Linked DNA regions of Homo sapiens: region 2 is linked to region 1. Evidence: chromatin loops called from intact Hi-C (ENCODE). Cell type or tissue: HepG2. All regions are shown on one strand.

What was found. Hi-C counts contacts between places; a loop is a spot of excess contacts. Peaks named below come from ENCODE experiments on the same cell type or tissue, not always from the same donor. Only the 100,000 strongest peaks of a DNase experiment are listed, where the experiment ranks them.
Region 2: it touches region 1 in a loop (5-fold over the local background); 4 of 110 quality-filtered maps call a loop at or near these places.

What each region holds. Positions count from the first base shown.
Region 1 is chr20:62,663,723-62,671,722 of GRCh38, forward strand. SLCO4A1 (solute carrier organic anion transporter family member 4A1) reads left to right here. Exons shown (of 12, transcript NM_016354.4): 6 at 1,212-1,366; 7 at 2,658-2,853; 8 at 4,023-4,188; 9 at 4,290-4,462; 10 at 4,755-4,819; 11 at 5,208-5,356. It overlaps SLCO4A1-AS1 (SLCO4A1 antisense RNA 1), which reads right to left and starts at 2,899. Exons shown (of 4, transcript NR_024470.1): 1 at 2,663-2,899; 2 at 2,138-2,288; 3 at 1,202-1,775. RefSeq lists an enhancer at 7,661-8,000. In HepG2, CTCF peaks have their summits at 903, 3,239 (motif pointing left) and 4,965 (motif pointing right); DNase peaks (open chromatin) are centred at 75, 2,253, 3,499 and 4,959.
Region 2 is chr20:62,870,923-62,878,922 of GRCh38, forward strand. It overlaps DIDO1 (death inducer-obliterator 1), which reads right to left. Exons shown (of 16, transcript NM_001193369.2): 16 at 6,821-8,000. It overlaps LOC105372717 (a long non-coding RNA gene), which reads left to right. Exons shown (of 4, transcript XR_936989.4): 2 at 3,851-3,999; 3 at 4,120-4,255; 4 at 5,865-8,000. It also overlaps the pseudogene ARF4P2. Among named protein-coding and RNA genes, the nearest start is that of SNORA117, 8.0 kb to the right of the region's middle. RefSeq lists enhancers at 4,412-5,066, 5,067-5,720. In HepG2, CTCF peaks have their summits at 1,541, 2,930 (motif pointing right), 3,633 and 4,719; DNase peaks (open chromatin) are centred at 1,459, 2,919, 3,409, 4,749 and 3 weaker places; H3K4me3 peaks cover 2,221 bases; H3K27me3 peaks cover 566 bases.

The sequences.
Region 1 (8,000 bases):
TGAACAGGATGCAGGCAGCTGTGAGCTGGGATGAATGTGAGCTTTGCCCAGTCTGGGTGATCTGTGTACCCCAGAGAGAGCCGAGCCTCTCTTTGCAGAGGCGGTTTCCCTTCTGTCTGCCTCGATCACTGCACTGGCTGGGAGGGCTTTGCGTGGTTTACACCATGCAACACGTTTTCCATCTCAGCATCTTATGCGCTTAAGCAGCGGTTGGGCGTTAGCCCTGCTCAGGCCTCCAATGCTAACAAAAACAGGGAGAGCCTCCATTCACCCCCCAGGGCCTCGTGTGCAGGGACAGGCAGCCCCGACGCACTGCTGTCGGCCACCTCCTGGGTTAGAAACTGCAAGGCCTGATGTGGGGCCTTCCCAGCTTCCAGGGGGCTATGTCCTTATCCTGAGACCCCACAGCCAGGACCGCAACAGGCAGATGTGGAGGCTGAGGCTGAGCCCTCAGGGCCAGACGGCTCAGAGTTCCCACAGTTCCCCCCAGGGCTCCAGGCCCATGCACCAAGGACTCGCCCCAGTTGAGGCCTCACCACCCCCAGGGCCACTGGCCCCCAAGTGCAAACCAAGCTAGCCAGGTCCGTCTACCCAGGGGCTTCTTGCATGGAGGGTTCGAATCCCAGTGGCTTCCTGCCCCACTTCTCCCAGGGGCTGGCGGTTGGGGACTGGCCACAGTCCCCATTCCCGTGATTCCATTCCCCTATCCCAGGGCCTGTCCGGTCCTGGACTTGGTGGCCTCTGCCTGCCCCAGCCAGTTCCCTTTTTCAGGCCCTGCTGCTGGCCAGTGACGGAACAGGGTCCTGGGTCACTTGGGGTCTCTCCCCACCTGAGCTGAAGCTCTGGCCAAGGCACTGATAAGGTTTTTCCCTAATCAGGGACTGCAGCTTTCAGGACAAGTGGGCCACAGGCATAGGCTCAGCCTGGCGCCCCCTGGGTTTCTCTGGAATAAGTGTGGGTGTCCCCCACCTGCCTGCACCCCACTCTACTCCCTGTCGGAACAGGGGCCCTTTGTAATCAGACCGGGGAGCTGACAGCCTCAGGAACAGCAGGTTCCTCCCACCCTGGGTCTGGCCCACTCTGACCCTCAGTCTCTTCTCCACACCCCGACCTCTGCCCACCACTCTGACCCTCAGTCTCTTCTCCACACCCCGACCTCTGCCCACCACTCTGACCCTCAGTCTCTTCTCCACACCCCCACCTCTGCCCAGCTCCATCTGGCTCCTGCTGAAGAACCCCACGTTCATCCTGCTCTGCCTGGCCGGGGCCACCGAGGCCACTCTCATCACCGGCATGTCCACGTTCAGCCCCAAGTTCTTGGAGTCCCAGTTCAGCCTGAGTGCCTCAGAAGCTGCCACCTTGTTTGGTGAGAAAACTGAATCTTGGGGGTCCTCTGCTTTTATGTCAGTTCTCAGAAACAGAGTCTTCAAGGGCATCTTCTAGAAAGACCCAGACAGGGCACATGGCAGTGAGTGCCCTCCCACCCCCGCTGCCAGAGCAGGTGTGGAGAGCGCCACGGGGGCTGAGCGACTCTGTCCACAGGCCGGGAGAGTGGTGGTCCTGCCCTCTTTGTGGGACATGCTCCGTAGGTGGAAGGGTCCACGGTGGGCTCCACCCCCTAGCCACCTAGTCTTGGCTTCTGTGACTTGGTGCAGGAAGGGTTTGGACCTGGCTGTTCCATGAGCCAGGCACTGGTGCCTCAGGACCTCCTGGAACAGTGCAGCTGGGGGTTTCTCGGTGCCAGAGGCAGGCTGGCCTTCCCAGGCTGGGCAGGTCTGCAGAAAGTGGGGACCCCTCCTCAGAGCTGCTCCTCCTGCCAGCGTTCACAGAGTACCCTGGGCCATGGCAGAGGTGCCAGGCATGTGGGCCACCACCGCCAATCTACCGCGCTCTACCCTTCCAGGGTCCACTATCTGGACAGGAAGAGGGCATCAGATGAGGGCTCCCCTCCCTCCCCCACAGGCCCATCCTGGCCTGGCCCCTCTGGGCTGACCTCACAAGCCCACATTCCCACACTCAACAGCCCCCCAGAGGTCAGCTCTACTGCCCCTTGGAGAGCCTCCCCACCTGTCCCCCCAAATCTGTCCCCTCCCCACCTGTCCCCCCAAACCTGTCCCCTCTCCACCTGTCCCCTCACCTGTGCCCTCCTCACTTGTCAGCCCAGAAGCTAGATGCCAGCTAATCGCAATTTTTTACTGTTGGTGGCCACTCAGGCTTCGACAAATGTCCTTGTCACAGCCTGCAGGGACTCGGCAGAGGCCCCTGGGGGAGGAGGGGGTGTGGCTGCCCTGGAGGGGGGTCAGTGGAGGAGTCATTGGCTTCCCACTGGGGCAGGGGCCGCTGACCTTGGAGCACTCTGGGCTCTCCTCCTCCCCCCGCCCCGCCCCGCCCCCCCGCTCCCCCTTCCCCTTCCCCTTCCCCTTCCCCTTCCCCTCTGAGGCATCCCCGCTGTGGGCTCTGGACAGAGGTCCCTCCTAGGGCTCTATCAGCGCAACAGCTAAGCACTCAGGTGTGGTGTTGAGTGCTGCCATGCAGGCAGGAATTGATCCCTCTATGCCTCAGTTTCCCCACCTGTAAAGTGGACCCGGCTGATCCACCACCCTCTCCCACCACGGCCCCCTGCCTGAGTCCCTGGCTGAATCCCTCCCTCTCCCCAGGGTACCTGGTGGTGCCAGCGGGTGGTGGCGGCACCTTCCTGGGCGGCTTCTTTGTGAACAAGCTCAGGCTCCGGGGCTCCGCGGTCATCAAGTTCTGCCTGTTCTGCACCGTTGTCAGCCTGCTGGGCATCCTCGTCTTCTCACTGCACTGCCCCAGTGTGCCCATGGCGGGCGTCACAGCCAGCTACGGCGGGAGGTGAGGGCCAGATGGCACCTGGGTACGCGTCGGGGCCCCAAGCACCCGCGGTCCCTGGGCATGGAGGAGGAGTGGTGCAGCACTTGGGAGAGGTGGTTTTGAAAAGGGCTACGTCACAGGACAGCGGCAAGGGCAACACCCGCTCAGCAGGGCACCCGGCAGCATCCACGTGAAAAGGCACCATGCCAGCCCCCAGCAGTGCCTGCGCTTGGGTCCCGGCTGTGCCCCCGGGCAGTCATATGCCTCTCTGGGCCTCAGCACTCTGCTCTGTAGCTGTGTCAAATGGAACAACAGCCCTAGTGTTCGGGGTCCTTGAGGCTGGTCTCTCGGTGACATAAAAAGTGTCCCAGGATGTGCTCCTGGAGTTGCCATGTGCTGGGAGTGGGAGGGACACCTGCTGGTCAGGTGGCAATTAGGGAATATCCAAAATACACGTAGGTAGCCTGCACCTCGGCCCTGCCCTGCGGGCCCCGGGAGTGCACCTGCAGGTGCCGTGCAAGGCCGAGAAGCACAAAGCAGCCGTTGTGGCATTATCGGAACCTAAGAGTCATCAGGGTGGACGGGGTCACTACGCTGTCCTCACAACAGAGGCCCTGCCCACAAAGGAGTGGAGGAAGCTCATCCTGGGCCACTGCCAAGACATACTGTGAAGTGGGAAAAAGGAAGGAGTTGGACAATGGGCGCAGTGTGCTCTGATTCAAGTGAGAAGTGCAGATGTTTGTGACTGCCGAGGGGCGTGTACGTGCAGACGACCCCTGCAAATGCACAGCCGGCCTGTGGCTGGAGAACCGAGGACTGGGGTGGGGCTGGGGCCACGAGGCTGCCTTTGTGTACTTGGCGCTTTTTCTTTCCTAATGTTTGTATTTGATCCATATGAATGTGTTGCCTGTCCAAAAACAAATGAACTAGGGAAAGGGGCTGTGCATCAGGCGGACGGTGCTGGGGGGCATGGGTGTGCCTTCCTTGCGTGAGGAGGAAAAACCATTCTATCACCAGAAGGCAGTGCCCAGTGTGAGTGCCCAGCGTGCTGGGGGCGGTGCAAGCTTGGCAAGTTTGTAGACCCGAAATGCAGGCTGCATGGGGACGAGCCCCATGGCTGACCCTGTGCCTGCTGGGCGCCAGCATGGCTCTGGCCTGGACCCTACCACTCGCTTGTCCCCCCTCTGCAGCCTCCTGCCCGAAGGCCACCTGAACCTAACGGCTCCCTGCAACGCTGCCTGCAGCTGCCAGCCAGAACACTACAGCCCTGTGTGCGGCTCGGACGGCCTCATGTACTTCTCACTGTGCCACGCAGGGTGCCCTGCAGCCACGGAGACGAATGTGGACGGCCAGAAGGTGAGTGGAGCCGCTGCCTACCGCCCCTGTCCTCCCCTGGACCCTGGGAAGGGGCCCCCGTGCCTTCCCCTTGTAATCGGAGCTATTGTTGGGCTTCCCAGGTGTACCGAGACTGTAGCTGTATCCCTCAGAATCTTTCCTCTGGTTTTGGCCATGCCACTGCAGGGAAATGCACTTCAACTTGTCAGAGAAAGCCCCTCCTTCTGGTTTTCATATTCGTTGTAATTTTCTTTACATTCCTCAGCAGCATTCCTGCACTAACGGCAACTCTACGGTAAGCTGGGGTCGGGTGTGCGCTTGTCCAGAGCTTTCCTTGCAGCACCCTGAGGCGGAGCTCTGCAGATCCTGAGACAGGAGCACTCCAGGAAACACCCAGGTCTAAGCGGGCCTGTCTGTCACTGGTGGCAGGAGAGACCTCACTGTCTCTGATCTCTGACGAGGGGCTTCCCACTTGGGGGGGGGTGATGATGTGGCTGGGGACTGGTCCAGGAGGCCACTGGCCTAGGGGGTGACTTGGCATGCAACCCCACTTCTGTGGGTGCTGACGCTGTGGTTTTCTATTGCAGATGTGTCCGTGACCCTCAGAGATCCTTTGCCCTGGGAATCCAGTGGATTGTAGTTAGAATACTAGGTACTGTGCAGTGTGAGGAAGCCATGGTCAGTTGCACAGTGTGCTCACTGCACAAGGGCATGGGCAAGTGTCTAACCACCAAGGGGATGTGCTTCCCAGCAGGAGGCTGTTCCCGCCTGGGAAGGGGTCCATTCCCTAACTGTCCACTAGAGGGGCCCATCGTCATTTATTTGCCCAAAGGCTTTCCCTGGGAGATCATGGGAAACTCGCAGCCCCAATGCCGAATGCCCAAAGAAAGGAACGTTTAAGCCCTCTTTGCACCCCCTGAGAACTCCAACGGCCAGTATCACCTTCCCAGAGCCCATCATTCCAGGCCTCTTGGCTGCCTGCCCCCTGCCTAGCCCCTACCCACCAGGAGTGTGGGTGCTGAGTGGGCTTCTCTCCGCAGGGGGCATCCCGGGGCCCATCGCCTTCGGCTGGGTGATCGACAAGGCCTGTCTGCTGTGGCAGGACCAGTGTGGCCAGCAGGGCTCCTGCTTGGTGTACCAGAATTCGGCCATGAGCCGCTACATACTCATCATGGGGCTCCTGTACAAGGTAAGCAGGCCCAGGGAGGGGACAGAGGGTCTGCTCTGAGGGTGGCTGGGGGCTCCGAACATGCCGCGATCTTCCAGCAGCTTGGACCACAGCCTAGTACATCACAGATGTTCCTGCAGCCAGTTTGTAGAAGGCCCTTCCCACATTCCTCATGAGTTGGTTGTGGGGAGAGGCAGGTGGGCTGCAGGGCCTCCTCCTGGGGTTCACTGTCCAGGCCCCCAGCAGCTCCAGCAAAGCCCAGGCCCAGGCCCTGCTCCCTCTCCCACCTCCTGGGACTGCCCCTCCACAGTGTGGTCTTGCACGTACCCGGGATGCCCGTTAACTAAAAGCTTTGCAGAAATAAGAAGTGGCTGCTCCTGTTAGAGCGGCTTGACTAGCTGGTCCACTCCGGGCCTCAGTCTGGGGGGCTGGCGGGCAGGTTGCAGCCTCTCCGTGATCAGTGCGCCTTGGATTCCATTGGATCTCTTAGTCTGGCCCTCATTTTTCAAGCTAACAGAAACTTTCTGTTGTGACTTTTGGCGTATGCTACCTGGGAGGAAACGCAGTATTTGTGTTTGGAATTTGCCCCCATTAGACGATAAAGCACAAAGCCTTCTAAATAAAATGCGGTCCCACGGCCAGCTGTTCAGAGGATCTTGACGCTCTTCCTTGGGTGACGGACCCAGGAGAGTTCATCCTGCAGGAACCCGTGGCCTCAGGCTTTCCAGGAGGGAGGTTAGAGAAAGGGAAGGAGCCCAGCTGGTTCACCTCCCCTCGGATTAGCAGAAAAGAGGCGAGTCTGAGCAGGGCCTTGTGTGGCTCTGGAGAGAAGCAGTGGGTTAAGGAGACATACACCTCGGTTTCCCCCTCATCTGAGGTTTCACTTTCCACAGTTTCAGTTACCAGAGGTCCACCACAGTCTGAATGTATTAAATAGGAAATTCCAGAAGCAAACAGTTCATAACCTTTAAAGCACGCGCCGTTCTGCACAGTCTGGTGAGATCTTGATCTGTCCTGCCCAGGACTCGGATTCTCCCTTTGTCCAACTTTGGAAGAAGGCAAGGTCAGAACTTATTCTGCAGGGAGCTTTGGGGATATTGGATACTAAGGCCCAAGCCCTCTGTGATACGCCTTTCGCTTTGGCATAAAATAACGGTTGACTCTCTGTTAGGCGCGTCTCTGCTCAGGGAGTGGTGGTGTTTGGGGAAGCCCAAAGGCACATGAGCATCAGGAAATTGACCATTTGACTTCATAAGACATAACCTTTGTCCAGCGTGTCCAGGCTATTCATGCCACCACCTGTTGATCACTTAGCAGCCGGTGTGGTTCCCACATCCCCCATCACCATATCACAGTGCCATGTTCAAGCCACTCTTATTTACCTAATCATGGCCCCAAAGCACCGGAGCACTCACGCCGCCGTTCAGCTCTGCCAATGGGAAGCCGGAGGCGCCTCCTTCAGCGAGAAGGTGTAGTTCCTTGGCTGGGCTTAGTACTACCCTTAGACTCACGCGTCCACAGGGGTCTCAGTGTCTGCGGATGAGGGGGCTGCTGTACTTTCCCAGGGAGCCGTCCCCAGACTCTCTCTTTGCTGTGTTGGATGCATCCCTTAGCTGGGAGCAGCAGGCTGAGAGCCCTCCACACGCAGCCATCCCCTGGGCTCAGCACAGCCAGCGGGAGCCGTATCCAGAGGGTCAGAGTTGGCCTCAGCAGCGCATGCGTCCATGTTAATTGTAGCGGGGGAGCACACGGTGTCTCCTTATAAACACCCTCGCATTCCACTTTGTCCTGCACCGAGTCAAAACAGCCTCACTCCCTGAATGCAGGCTCAGGGCCATCAGCCAGGCTGACACTCCAGGAGGCACAGTGGGTGTTTCTGGTCCACGCCCAGCGTGGAAATCATAGTGGTGCACATGTACTCTGCGTGGGCATTGCGGCAGCATCCGTGCTTGGACCTCACCGCCTTTGGGGCCCACGTGGGATTCCTGCCACATCGTCCTCTTGCCCTGCAAAGTCGGTGCAGCCCCTCATTGTTGACAAAGAAACCAAGACCCTGAAGGTTCAGAACTGCCCATGATGGTGGCACCGGGGCTTGAACCCCGGCTGTGGTGGTGACCGGCGACTGGCTCTGTGTGAGGTTCCTGTGGCCGCCACGACAAAGGACCGCAAGCGGGGTGGCCTGATGTAGCAGAACCAGATTCGCTTGCAGGTGGGGGCAGGGCGGGCTCCTTCCGCCGCTCTGGCTCTCTGCAGCTGCATGTGGCCTTTCCCTCTGTCCCTGCCTCAAGTCTTCCTCTCCTTTCTCTCATGAGGACACCAGTCATTGGATTTGGGGCCCACCTTAGATCCAGGATGGTCTCATCTCAAATCCTTAATTACATCTGCAAAGACCCTATTTCCAAAAAAGGTCCCATTCACTGGTGTCTGGCACTGTTCAACCCATGACAAGCCCCTCAGTCCTGTGCCTCTGTTTTTAGTCAAAGGGTGTGTTTCATTCCCTCTTTAACAATATTGGCGTCTGCTCTACAAACCGGTTATATGGGAAAGATACCCTCTCAGAGCAGGATGGGTTTCCGTGGACCTGGTGAGGGTGCTGCAGGCTGGGGCAGGGACAGGACTGGGACAGGCCCACCAGTATCCAAAGGCTCTGGCCGAGCTCCCCACG
Region 2 (8,000 bases), 210 kb after region 1:
CCGTGATGTGGAGTGATCAAAGCTGGTTCTGGGTTTTCTGGAGCTGGATCTTTGATTGCCTTTGATTTAAAAGCATTGGTAACCGTTTCTCACGGGAAAGAGGCGCTGATAATTCATGCAAATGAGCATCAATGGGCAAAATTCAACCAAGTGCCTCTGGAACCAAGGCTGCCATTGAACATTCTAGTAAAAATGGGGTGGAGGCTTTTGCCCAAGTGCTCTGGATAATCTGGGAAAAGAAAATGGTGAGTCAGTGCTTTATTTTATTTATTTATTTATTTATTTATTTGTTTGTTTTTGAGGCGGAGTCTTGCTCTGTCACCCAGGCTGGAGTGCAGTGGTGCGATCTCGGCTCACTGCCACCTCTGCCTCCTGGGTTCAAACGATTCTCCTACCTCAGCCACCCAAGCAGCTGGGATTACAGGCACATGCCACGATGCCTGGCTATTTTTTGTATTTTTCTGGTAGAGACAGGGTTTCACCATGTTGGCCAGGCTGGTCTCGAGCTCCTGACCTCAAGTGATCTGCCTGCCTCGGCCTCCCAAAGTGCTGGGATTACAGGTGTGAATCACCGTGCCCAGCCGAATTTTTTTTTTCTTTTTTTTTCTTTTTAGATGGAGTCTCTGTCACCCAGGCTGGAGTACGGTGGCACGATGTTGGTTCACTGCAACGTCCGCCTCCTGGGTTCAAGCGATTCTTCTGCCTCAGCCTCCCGAGTAGCTGGGATTACAGGCACGTGCCACCATGCCCAGCTAATTTTTTTAGTAGAGACGGGGTTTGGGGTTTCACCATGTGAGCCAGGATGGTCTCGATCTCCTGACCTCATGATCCCCCCGCCTCGGCCTCCCAAAATGCTGGGATTACAGGCATGAGCCACCGTGCACGGCCTTTTTTTTTTTTTTTTTTTAAATAGAGGCAAGGTTCACCATGTTGCCCAGCCTTGTCTCCAACAAGCTCAAGGGATTCACCTCCTCACAGACAGTGCTCCCACAGGCGTGAGCCACCACGCCCCACCTTATTTATTTTTATGTATCTTAACTTCCAAGGTGGATTTATTTAAAGGTTTTACAATAACTATGTCCAGGCTTTAGGCTCATGGGAAGTAAATGAGGACACCTTTTTCCCAAGAAGAATTTCTTTAAAACCAAGCACATTGCTAAATAACAACATTATATTTGGCAAACAATAATTGGCAACAAAATAAGTTTATTATTCTGCCCAAGCCAGTCCCAGATGCTGTTTCTTAACCAAGATACAAACAAATTTTGCTGTAGCAAGTCTAGACCAATTTTATCAAACATGTCTTTGGTTAGATGTCTAGTTTCATTTAACGTTTTGAAAACTCATTTGACAGCCAGTCAAGTCCCTCATCTACACCAGCTCCGTGTTGCACAAGTGGCTTGAACATACCATGTCCTGTTAGGAAGAGACTGAAGAGCTGGCTGGCTCATCTGTCGTCACACTGATGGCCCGAGCGCTGGGCAAACCCTGTTTGTTTGCAGAGAGCAGTGGCGCTGCGTCTCCACACTCACCGGCCAGAAGCCTTTTCTGCAGCGCGTCCGCCACTTCCCGAATTCTTTCATGATCGTTGCTATCTACCAGCAAAAGAAAACCCTGGGTATTCTGGAAGTAATGCTTCCAGAGAAGCCTAATTACATCTTGACCATGAACATCCCACACCATGAAACAAGTGTTCTCTTTTTGAGTCAGAGTCTCGCTCTGTCATCCAGGCTGGAGTGCAATGGCGCAATCTCAGCTCACTACAACTTCCACCTCCCGGGTTCAAGCAATTCTCCTGCCTCGGCCTCCCGAGTAGCTGGGATTACAGGAGCCCACCACTATGCCTGGCTAATTTTTGTATATTTAGTAGAGACAGGGTTCCACCATATTGGCCAGGCTGGTCTTGAACTCCTGACCTTGTGATCTGCCTGCCTCGGCCTCCCAAAGTGCTGGGATTATAGGCATGAGCTACCGTGCCTGGCCCAAAACAAGTGTTCTTATATTCTACTCTTTCCATGTTAAAACCAATGGCAGGAACTGTGGTGAGTACCTCCCCTAACTTCAGTTTATACACAATGTATAGGCAGCATCCAATCGAACCGTCCAAATGTGCATCTGCTTCTTGCTGAAGAGGCGGGAGAAGAGAGAGGAGATGGCGGGGACCATGGGTTCGTGGCACTTGTGATGGGCAGAAGCAGAGGGGCTTGGGGGGCCCTGTGCTTTCTTCTTTCATGCTTCCAGGCAAATTGAACAAGGGGGAAGAGAAAGAACTGAGGAAGAAAGAGGGAGGCAGGGACATCTCACTGGCCCATGTGCTGGTGAAGCTGTAGACAGGAATTAGCAGGACGAGGACCTGCTGGTGATGGACACAGCAGCTCCAGCTCTCGATGCTTTAAATGCCTGGCTTGGAGTCTGAAAAAGGAACCTGAAAGCCTCTATGACTGCCTTAAAGTAAGTCCTTATCTCCTGTAGCCATGGGGCTGAGATTTCTGCAAAGCAAACCTGAAGCCTAGTCTCCTGGATGATTTAATTACAGCCTAAACTGCAGTTTCGACTTTGCAGTGCCTCTTTTGTTAAAGTTAGGGAAGTTGGGAAAGAATGGGAACCTGACGTTGCAATGGGGGCATGTGGGCGGCAAGCCACCCAGGTGCCGAGGCAAGAGACCGAGGGCACGAGCTGTTCCAGTGTAATAAAATATATAAAACAACAAGAGTTATACCAGATACAGATCATAGACATGATTATATATGAATATCTTTCATCATTAGTTTGTAGCAATTACTCTTTATAATGCTTGCTCTATAATCATAATCTAGGAAAAACCAGGCCATACAGAGACAGGAGCTGAGGGGACATGGTGAGAAGTGACCAGAAGACAAGAGTGTGAACCTTCTGTTACGCCCGGACAGGGCCACCAGAGGGCTCCTTGGTCTAGCGGTGACGCCAGCGTCTGGGAAGACGCCCGTTGCCAGACGGACCGTGGTCTAGCGGTAGCCTCAGTGTCACGGAAAAACACCCGCTACTTAGCAGACGGGGAAAGGGAGTCTCCCTTTCCCCGGGGGAGTTTAGAGAAGACTCTACTCCTCCACCTCTTGCGGAGGGCCTGACATCAGTCAGGCCCGCCCGCAGTTATCCGGAGGCCTAACCGTCTCCCTGTGATGCTGTGCTTCAGTGGTCACGCTCCTAGTCCGCCTTCATGTTCCATCCTGTGCACCTGGCTCTGCCTTCTAGATAGCAGCAGCAAATTAGTGAAAGTACTGAAAGTCTCTGATAAGCAGAAATAATGGCGTAAGCGGTCTCTGTCTCTCCCTCTCTGTCTCTGCCTTGGCTGCCAGGCAGGGGAGGGCCCCCTGTCCAGTGGACACGTGACCCACGTGACCTTACCTATCACTGGAGATGACTCACACTCCTTACCCTGCCCCTTTTGCTTTGTATCCAATAAATAACAATGCAGCCAGACATTCGGAGCCACTACCGGTCTCTGCGCATTGGTGGTAGTGGTTCCCCGGGCCCAGCTGTCTTTTCTTTTATCTCTTTGTCTTGTGTCTTTATTTTTACACTCTCTCGTCACCACACACAGGGAGAAGCCCACCGACCCTGTGGGGCTGGTCCCTACAGGGGCATGTGGGAAGATCCCAGTGAAGCTGAGGACCACGAGCCCTGCAAGTCCATTGGGATCTGCCGGTGAACTCCGCAGGTCGTCTTTGAAGGCACATGTGGCTCTTCTGCCACTGCCTGGGGAGCTGAGACCCCTTTGCCCAAAGACCCTCAAGTGCCTTCCCTAGGGAGCTGCCCTGTAAGGTGCCGCCGTCCTGCCCGGGACTCACCACCACCTCTGTGTTCCTTCTAGACCTAGATCCAGACTGGAGTTCCAGCAGGCCCCAAAAGAGAAAGTGTGAGGTGTGGCCTACAAATATGTTTCCCTACGAAAACCTGCGGAAAATGTGTGGAAATCGATGTTGAGAGTGCGGGATCTGGGTGGGAGGAATATAAGCTTGCGTAAGTGGACAGGGACTCAGATACGAGATTCTGGATTTGATGCGTTGGAGGGAACGGCTGGGAGTGACCCACCCCCCACCCCCATTTTCTTCATCAGTCACCGAAACTTTCGCCCCACAGGTAGCTGACCCTAAATTCAGTGAAATCCAGAACTTTCCTGGCACACTGGAGAGGACGGCAGAACGCTGGGATGGATTTATCGTGCAAGACCAGCTTGATGTCCTTAGGGCTTGGAGGTCACCCCTTCACGAGGATTGTGAGGAGTGAATTCATCGGGGAGCCCCGCACCCTCACCTGCACCCTCACCCCCACCCCCACCCCCACCCCCACCCCCACCCGCACCCCCACCCCCACCCTCCCCCCCACCCGCACCCGCACCCCCACCCTCACCCGCACCCCCACCCTCACCCCCACCCTCACCCCCACCCTCACCCCCACCCCCACCCTCACCCGCACCCCCACTCGCACCCGCACCCCCACCCTCACCCGCACCCCCACCCTCACCCCCACCCTCACCCCCACCCTCACCCCCACCCCCACCCTCACCCGCACCCTCACTCGCACCGCACCCTCACTGGCACCCTCACCCACACCGCACCCACACCCACATCGGGGAAGAGCTCCATGATCATTCTTTTCTGTAGGCGAAAAACTGCGGCGGGAACTGCTGCCATGCAGCTGGGCTCCCAATGCAGTGGGGATGGTGGCGCTCTGGGCTGGCGGGAGCTATCCTGCCGGACGTGATTCCCAGCACAGCCGTGAGCGGCAGCAGAGGCGCAGTCATCTGACCCACATAGTTCCTGCGTTGCCTGATGGGCGCAGCTTCCCTAGAACTGAAAAAAAAGGACATCCTGCCAAAGGCGTCCCCGTTCTGTGCTGGCAGAAAGGCTGTAGGTCCGAGAGCAGGAGTCCTGCGCTCTGACTGGAAGCCCCAACACAGAGTCCGGGGCCCTCGGCCAAGTTCCAGACTCTGGACAGACCCAGGCCCCTGGAATGAAGGACAGACTGAGTCTCCGAGAGGAAGGGGCCCTGCTAAATGCCAAAAACATGCAGCTAATCTTCCCACCGCCCCTTCCCAAAGGAATCTTCCTCTGTTTATCAGGAGTCTGTGCAACGGGAATGGGAAATAATCAGGCCTTTTAGGAATTACTAGACCCTGGAGCTGAAAGGACATTCATTTCAGGAGGCCCAGATGCCAGGCAGAGCTGTGGTTTATGGAGGCGGACGACGGAGTTGGTTCAGGTTTTCCTCTGAGGAGGCCCAGTGAGCCTCCCGGCCTCCTGTGGAACAGACATACTCAGCCAATGGCAGGGTCCCCACATGGTCCCCTGAGCCCTGGAGTGAGGTCGGCTGGGAGCAGCAGAGCAGCCGGAGGAGGAGGAGCAAACCCCAGGCCACAGCGTGCTCCTGGAGGGACCCCGATTTTGTCAAAATTTAGATGCAGAGAGAAAAAGATTAAGGAAAATACCAAATTAACGACAGCAGTGACTGCTGGGTGTGACGTTTTGGGCAGGCTTGGTTCTTCTCCCTTTTGCTAGGTGTCCCACAGGAAGACGGACCCAGCATGTGGGGACCTGCACCCAGCCAGTCTCGCCCTGGCTCAGCCTGTTCACTGGCGCTGCCCTGCCACTGAGGGCTGAGGTCACTGTCCGTCTGGGCATGTCTCATGTGGTCTTTCCTTTTCTCCCCTTCTGGTTAGGCCCCCTGAGCTCAGCCACAGCCACGATCCCCACTGCCGCCTCCTCCCTGGGACTCGCTGATGCCTGGTGTGGGGAGGGTGCTGGCTGCTTTGGGTGTTACCCCCCGTTGGAGGCCCCCGTGCCGAGTTCTCGAGTGAGATGGCTCTTTCCATTTTCCCCCGACAGCTGCCTCGGCCTCTGTGCTAGAACAGGGAGCTACAGCTCAGTGACCCTGTGGTGCCTTGTGGGCCTGTGGGTGCCAGGGCTCCGGGGCCTGGGCCTTTTCCTGCTTGGTGTGGCTGACCGGGACGCGGCCGACCCCAGGGGCATACTGGAGCTAGGTCTTCCTCGCCATGTTTCCACAGTGAGCCCTTTGGCTGCACAGGTCACGGTCTGGAGCTGTTGGAGGAGGCTGCTCAGAGCTGTTGCTGCCCCACCAGACACTTGGCCAAGGGGCCTGCACCGGTCTGCGCGGGAACGTCCCACCGGCGTCTGCTCATGGCTGGGCTGTGGACCCATACGCTTGTTCGGAAGCCAAGCTCTGGCCCACAGGCGACCAGAGGAAGCTCGCAGGCCAGGCGCCAGCTCCCCGAGCCTGTCCCTGCAGCCGCGCTGTGTGCAGGCACGTGGGCCACCGCGTCTCCTCCACTGGCACTGCTGGGTCTGGGCCGCCAAGCCCACCTGCCCACCTGCATCCTCAGCAGCAGCACGCCCCGCAGTCGGCGGGTGCACACTCTGCTGCAGCCTGGATGGGCTGGGGCCTCGGGGCTCACTCCCCAACCATGAGACTCCTTCACCGCAGTTGAGGCTGTTGCAGTGGTCTCGGGCTCCCACTCAGCCCCAGGAGAGGGTCTGAAGGGGGTGAGTCCCTCCTCCCGACCTTCCTGCCCATCGTCTCCAGAGCTGGATGGTGCTGGGTCCCCACAGGGAGCGAGACAGCTGCCCCGTGACGGAAGGATGTGGGGACCCGCACCCGGCCGGTCTCACCCTGGGCTCAGCATGAGTTCAGGGAGGGGTCCAAAGGGCACTCCTGCCCACGCCCAGGCAAACCAGCAACAAGAAACTGGGTGGCCAGGGCGTCCGTGCACGACCCCAAACTTCTCCGCGTTAGAAAAAGGCTGATGAAGACCCGAGACAGAAACTTCCTGTAGCTGTTTATTCTACTGCGAGTAACAAAACCTAGGTCGTTCCATGTTCTCATGTACAGTGATATAAGCCTCCGCAATATAAAATACAATGTACAGGAATCTCTATCAAGTAAACTAAAGAAACACACTTGATTTTTACATTTGTGTATTTAAATTAGAAAAATTTGCTTTATATGTTAAACAAACAAAACCTTCTCATCGTACTAGATGTTGGAACGTGACACCTACTTTAATGTAATTTAACCTATGGACACTTGGCTTTCAACACCAAACATCTCAAACTGATACATTCTCAATGTTTTCTTAACTTAAAAAATCTGTGCTATAAAGTGAAAAATCTGTAGTGACGTACAATGGAATAACAGACTCCAAAGAACAAGTGAAGTTCTTTAATTTTACATCTGTAAAAGTTTATGAAAATATAAAAAATTATCAAAGTGTATTTGTACAAATAAATTAGCCAGATTTTTTTACTTCACACTTCAGAAGTACTCGAAAAATACACGACAAGCAAGAGACTGTTTCACAGTGAACAGCTTCCTGTCTCATTTGCAGTTCTTGAGCTAGTGATCACTAGTTCCCGTCTCAGACTTTACACAAGTCTTGTTCCACGTTCAAGGACAAACTTTTACATGTATCGTCTGACAAATACCAGTTTGGGGCCGAGCGTACTTTTCCCGGGATACAGAAGAACTGCTCAGAAGGCGAAACTGGACCAACAAAACTCCTGATTATTCAAATCAAGGACTCCTCCCTGCCCCCAAAGTACACTTAATTGGTTTGTTACTTTTTTTAGGCTGGTAAAACTTAACATTTTTCAATAAATTGTTATTTAAAATGCAACAATTATACTAGGACAGATGTTGCTTTAAATCATGTTTTGGAAAAAATTGATAAGGTGATATATAAAATCTGAGCACGCTAAGAAATGTGTTTCTGTTTCCCAGTTGAAAATTGTAATTCCAATTTTATGACAAAAGAAAGATGCATTTGTAAGGTTTGTGTTTCTCAAGACTCCAGATACAAGCTACTAAGACTTCTCCCGTAGCCGCAGGGTGGACGCCTGCAGGTCACGCCCACACCGGCCTCCGGGGCGGCGGCTAAGACCTGTAAAAGCAGCTTTTGGAAACACAAACGGATGAGATGTCAGTGAAGGTATGGCTCTAGGGTCCAA